Regions from separate parts of the Homo sapiens genome. Here region 1 is linked to region 2. The links are chromatin contacts, found by Hi-C or POLR2A ChIA-PET in ENCODE. All regions are on one chromosome and are shown on one strand. Each heading gives the region's core, a stretch centred on a gene start or an enhancer-like site at or near the end of the contact. The rest is flanking DNA. Distances are from core to core; before and after follow the strand shown. Region 1 overlaps CHN2 (chimerin 2). Region 2 holds the start of CHN2 (chimerin 2).

The links. A loop is a pair of places that touch in the nucleus more often than their neighbours do. ChIA-PET counts read pairs that join two places held with the same protein, here RNA polymerase II (POLR2A). Pooled maps may share reads with other maps.
Region 1: a map of HepG2 shows a loop between it and region 2 (4-fold over the local background). The contact joins the enhancer-like site here to the promoter of CHN2 in region 2. A Hi-C loop is called at or near these places in 3 of 168 maps with a recorded cell type or tissue (HepG2, heart right ventricle and mammary epithelial cell) and 1 of 50 pooled maps. POLR2A ChIA-PET finds 5 or more read pairs at or near these places in 8 of 52 experiments (A549, H1, HEK293 and 5 more).

The regions. Positions count from the first base shown.
Region 1 is chr7:29,227,556-29,230,255 of GRCh38, forward strand. The region is part of intron 1 of CHN2 (chimerin 2); the gene reads left to right. Among named protein-coding and RNA genes, the nearest start is that of CHN2-AS1, 20 kb to the left of the region's middle. Within about 2 kb of position 1,261, at least 3 of the 41 ENCODE cell types and tissues checked have a DNase peak (open chromatin) inside an H3K27ac peak, as active enhancers do.
Region 2 is chr7:29,193,351-29,196,050 of GRCh38, forward strand. CHN2 (chimerin 2) reads left to right here and starts at 1,425. Exons shown (of 13, transcript NM_004067.4): 1 at 1,425-1,640. The coding sequence starts at 1,592. It also overlaps a transcript of CPVL not described here. RefSeq lists an enhancer at 2,078-2,700.

The DNA of each region.
Region 1 (2,700 bases), core at 11-2,510, 34 kb after region 2:
ATGACCTCATTGGAATTATTGGCCATTGCTCTAGCTTTTGCTTGCTGGATTTGAACTGTAGTCATTTTGCTGTCACCTGCCTGGGACCCGAGATAGACCACACACCTGTGGAGGCAGAGCTGAGAGATGGAGAACTGAATTCTGATTTTCCTTTTTGGAACCTGAATCCAGTAGTGGTTGAAGTTCTATTCCTGACCTTTTGACTTCCTCAGCACTTTTCCCTCCCCTCTTTAGCTTAAGCCAATTGGAATTGGTGCTTCTGTCATCTGTCACTTGGAATAGAAACAACCCAAGTGATACACACCAAGTATCTGTAGTCCAAGTTCAAAAGAATTTCACTCTTTCATTGTTTTAGCCTGGGTTTCCCATTAATAAATCAAGATTGAAAAATCTTCCTTCATTCATGGATGCTGGCATCCAACAAGCTTATTGTTAAGTTAAAGGCTTCAGATTGTATGACAAATTCTCAGCCCTATATATTTTCTGAGTTCTAAACATGATATCAAGTTACCTTAAAATCCAGATATCTACAAGTCATTGCTTCTAATTAACATAGAAGCTACCTTAAAAAAAAACCTGTACACACACTAATATATATATATATACACACACACACACACACGTGTGTGTGTGTGTTTGTGTGTTTGTGGAGAGAGAGAGAGACAGAGAGAGAGTCATGTGCCACACCATGATGTTTCCGTCATCGACAGACTGCATATACCACAGTGGTTCCGTAAGATTATAATGCAGTATTTTTAGTATACCTTTCCCACGTTTAGATACACAAATACTTTCCATTGTGCTGTAATTGCCTACAGTATTCAGTATAGTACCATGCTGTACAGGTTTGTAGCCTAGGAGCAATAGGCTCCAGCATACGCTGTCTAGGTTTGTGTAAGCACACGCTATGATGTTCGCACAACATGAACTCCCCTCACAATGAATTTTTCAGAACATACCCTGTGAGTTAAGCCACAAATGACTGTATACATATACACATATTTCTATGTGAATGTGTAACATGAATACGCATCATAAACATATATGTGTGTGTATTACATCTTTAAAATGACTAGACCAGCAATATGTGATTCCTTTCACTCGTTAGACAAAACAAATAAACAAAACACAAAACCTCATTGGGCAATATTGGGAAATAAATACATCAAGGGCAGAGAATTTGATGTGATCAAAGTCCAAGGTGCTTTGGCTGCAGGCACAGTAGTAAGGGGGGCTGTTTGTCTCCTTTGACCCCAAGGTTTCAAGTAGGCCAATCCACCCACATGCCCTGGGGCAGGGTGCCAAAAAAATGGGCCTCTGGCGCTGCACCGCCCTCCTTCCTGAGCTCTGCTTTCACGCCCATTCTTCCTTTTGCTCCCGCTCTGCTCCAGTCGGGCCTGATTTCTGAGCAGAGTGACATGCTCTCCTTTCTGGTCCATGGATTCAGGGATGGACTCGATTGCCAGCTTTCACCCTGAAAGCTCTCTGGAGTGGTTTGCCCAGCTGTGGCCCCCTCACCTGGACTGACCAGCTCCTCCCCGCTGTTGACCTCCTTCTTGCAAGAAGGGTGTTGTTTCAATGTGCTTTGCAAGAGTGGGGTGGGGTGAGGAACAAGGATGAGATAAAAGAGTGACAAAAGAGTAGCAGCTAGAAAAAGGACAAAGGTAGTGTCTACCCACACATGTCTTTACCTTATCTAAAAATACTTCCCATTGGCAGGCAGGATGAAGAAGCTGAGCAGATGGCATATGCTTCCTAGTGCACCAGATTGTAATATTATACACTTGGATTACAAAGTCTGGATATCACAGCTATAAACATATGTAAACATTTTTATGTTTTGCTAAAAAGGAAAAAAAAATCACTGATGATGTATTATCCTAATGAGCTGATTACGAAGATTTACTAATTATATTCCCAAGATCTAGATAGAAAGAATGGCACTGGCTCCAGTGACATACCGTTCAGATTCAGTAGTATACTGGTATTTTTCATTTTCGTTTGGTTTATCACCATTTGCTACAGCTGTGTTTTGCAGATTAGAATCCTAGGACTGGAAAGAACCTTTAGATGAAGAATTGGAAAACGAAGGCCTACCAGCCAAATCCAGCCTGACACCTTTTGTTGTAAATAAAGTTTCACTGGGGCTGGGCGTGGTGGCTCATGCCTGTAATATTAACTCTTCTAGAGGGCGGGAAGATTGTTTGAGCCCAGAGGTTCAAGACCAGCCTGGGCAACATGGGGAGACCCCATCTCTACAAAAGTACAAAAATTAGGTGGGCATGGTGGCATGTGCCTGTAGTATCAGCTACTTGGGAAGCTGAGGTAGGTGGATTGCTCAAGTCCAGGAGGTCAAGGCTGCAGTGAGCTGAGATCACACCACTGCACTCCAGCCTGGGAGACAGAGGGAGACCCTGTCTCAAAAATAAATAAATAAATAAATAAATAAGTTTTATTGGAATCCAGCCATGCCCATTTGTTTAGGTATTGTCGATGGCTGCTTTCCCACTACCCTAGCAGAGATGAATACTTGTGATAGTGACTGTGTGGCCTGGAAAGTGTAAAGTATTCACTGTCTGGCCCTTTAGAGAAAAAATTGCCAAATTTGCTTTAGAAGGCTATCTAAGATCATTTGGCTGTTTTCTGGAATGCTTGTATTTTGTTGCCTCAGAAAAGTGTTTGCCTAGTTAAGATTTCTAG
Region 2 (2,700 bases), core at 175-2,674:
TGGTTGATGTGGATCCCCAGGGCCTAGCTGCTGTTCTGTGTCACTCCTGATAATTTTTAAATTGACTATGTTCTTTTAACCATGTTTTAAAAAGTTGAACTACCCCAATGTGAACACTTTCCATTTTTGCTATATAATGAGAGTACTTTCATTCCTTTAATGTTTGCTTTTTCCTTTGATCTAACAATTTCTCTTCAAATTTCACAGTTTTCTGTTGCTTTAGGATTGAAAGAACCGATTAGCCCGCTGGGAGCGTGAAACAGACTTAAAAAAAATCTGCATGGTATTTCCTCCCAGTGAAATTAATTTAGGTTTAAATACAGGGGGAAGGGACACACCTTGTGCTCGAGTCTCTTTCTCTCACACACCTGAGCAGTTCCTATCCTGAAAGGGCACAGTCGGACCTGCTGCCAAGTCTTAAGTCTTTTGTGAGAATCTTTTTTTGCAAGGCACGGAGAACCTCTTTCTCTTTGACACCAGCTTTGTGTGGGCCTGATGACACGTTTGGACGGCTCTATTTCTTTGAAGGCCAACCTCAGAGGCCCACGGACGCGTCGGGCACTGTCCGTGGCTGGGTTACTTAAGTGTAGCTGGGTTGGCTTCCCGGGTGTTTTAGGAAACGCACCTTCTTGCAGGGCAGGGACCGTCAGCTCCAGAGCAACAAAGGACAATTTGGAGAGGAGTGGAAGGAGCGCTCCATAGTGGCTCTGTCATCCCAGGTTCCCTTCTGCCTAGCACCGTGGCCCTAGTGATCCCGCCTTCGCCCTCTGGATCCCCCACCCCCACTGTCTCGCTGCTCGAGAGCCCGGCGGGGCGCGGTGAGCCCCACCACCTTCCCCCACACCCTCCCTCCCCATCCCCTTCAAATCCTAGGAGCAGCGCTGCGCGCAGCAGCCGCGCTCGCCCCGCGCCCGGCCCCGGCCTCCCCAGCACCCCGGGGACCCGGTCCCCCGTCCCGCCTCCCCCTGTCCAGCAGTCCGCAGCCTCCCCCTCCAGCCCCAGTGGCGGGAGCTGTCAAGCCCGCAGCAGCCGAACCACCCCCCGAGCGACCGCGTCTCCTCTTCTTCCTTTGTGTGTGCGCGAGCGGAGTTGGGGCGGAGGGAGAAGGGGGAGGTCGCTCTGTCTGTCCGTCTCCCGCCGCCTCTGCCCGGTCTACTCGAAGTGCGGCGGGAGAGGCGGGAGCCCAGGAGAGGGTGCGGGAGCTGGCGGGGCGGCTCGGAGCTGCCAGGACGCCCTGGTCCCAGCCGCGCACAGGGGAGCGTGGACGGCAGAGGGGCTCGGCGGGAGCCGAGATCCGCCCGTCCCGGCTGCCCCTCGGCCTCCCTCTGCTCCCACCTACCCCCTGACACCCATAGAAAAGCGTGCAAAGGCGCGGAGCGGGACGGAAACCACAAATAAATAGCGGCGGCGGCAGCGCGTCATCTGGTGGAGCAGGAAGTGCAGGCAGAGTCCGGAGGCTGGTGCTTTCTGCGCGTCCCCAGGACTTTGCCATGGGCTGGGGGCCGCGGAGGCTGCGAGCGGCCGGGCGAGGGCAGCGGCGGCGGCGTCCGCACCGGGGCTGAGCGAGCAGCGACGCGAGGGGCGCGCGGAGATGGCAGCGTCCAGCAACTCCAGCCTGTCCGGCTCGTCGGTGTCCTCCGGTGAGTTTCAGCCCGTCGGGCGCTGCTGCCGCGCCGGGTCTCGCCCCACTGCCCTCGCCCCGCAGCCTGGGATGGACAGAGCCTACCTGTGGCCATCCCGCCCGCTCTCTCGGAATGGGGGCAGGCGTCCGGGGTGATACTTGTTTGGTTCGCCAGCACCTCGGTGCCCAGAGCACCTCCGCGCCTGACATCTGACAGCGCAGAGGTGGGAGAGCGGTGGTGCCCTTAGTGTGCGGACGCGGGTGTTCCGGGGCTTGGAGTGCAGCGAGCGAAAAGCGAAAGGAGCGGGCAGGCTCGCACTTTCTGGCGCAGCTGGAGCGGGGGCTGGCGGGGCGGAGAAGGTTGGGGTGAAGCAGAGCGCCCCGACCTGTTTGCCGTGCCGCGCCCGCTACCCTGGACACCCAAATCCGGAGCAGAGGGGAGCAAACCCTCGCTCCTCGCAGACTTGATTTTCTTTGTTTGTTTCAGAAATTAGCTCTATGGAGACACTCGCTTGGGCATGGGTTTTAGACAGCAGCAATGAAGGGATGTATCTTTCTGATCCTGATTGAAGTGGGTTAGGGGAAGAGAGGTCGAGCCCATCCTCTGACTCTTGGCACATTTACGAGAGAGAGAGAGAGAGAGAGAGAGAGAGAGAGAGTGTGTGTGTGTGTGTGTGTGAGAGAGAGAGAGAGAGAGACTCCTTAGAGATTTTCTGATAATAGTGGCTGTAATTTCACTAGCAAGGCATGCATTTTTTTTCCTTTTAAGAATGGTTGAGCAAAGGGAAGGCTTCTTTCAGCTTTTCTATGGTTGATCATCGGGTCTAATTGAAGAGAAAAAAATTGCTAATGAATCTGAAGGAGTAGGAATCAATAGAGGCAGACCCACTGGTTTCTGAGTATGACAGGTTTCTAATCAGAATGATGCATTAGGTAGAATTCCTGTACCTCTCTGGTCATTGAAAACTTTAATGACAAACCCAAAGGGATAGCTGATAAGACATTTAGGGTAGTATACAGTATTTAAGGGTCAAGAAGGTCATGAAGTCCTAATGGAAGTGCTTCAATATATTAATATT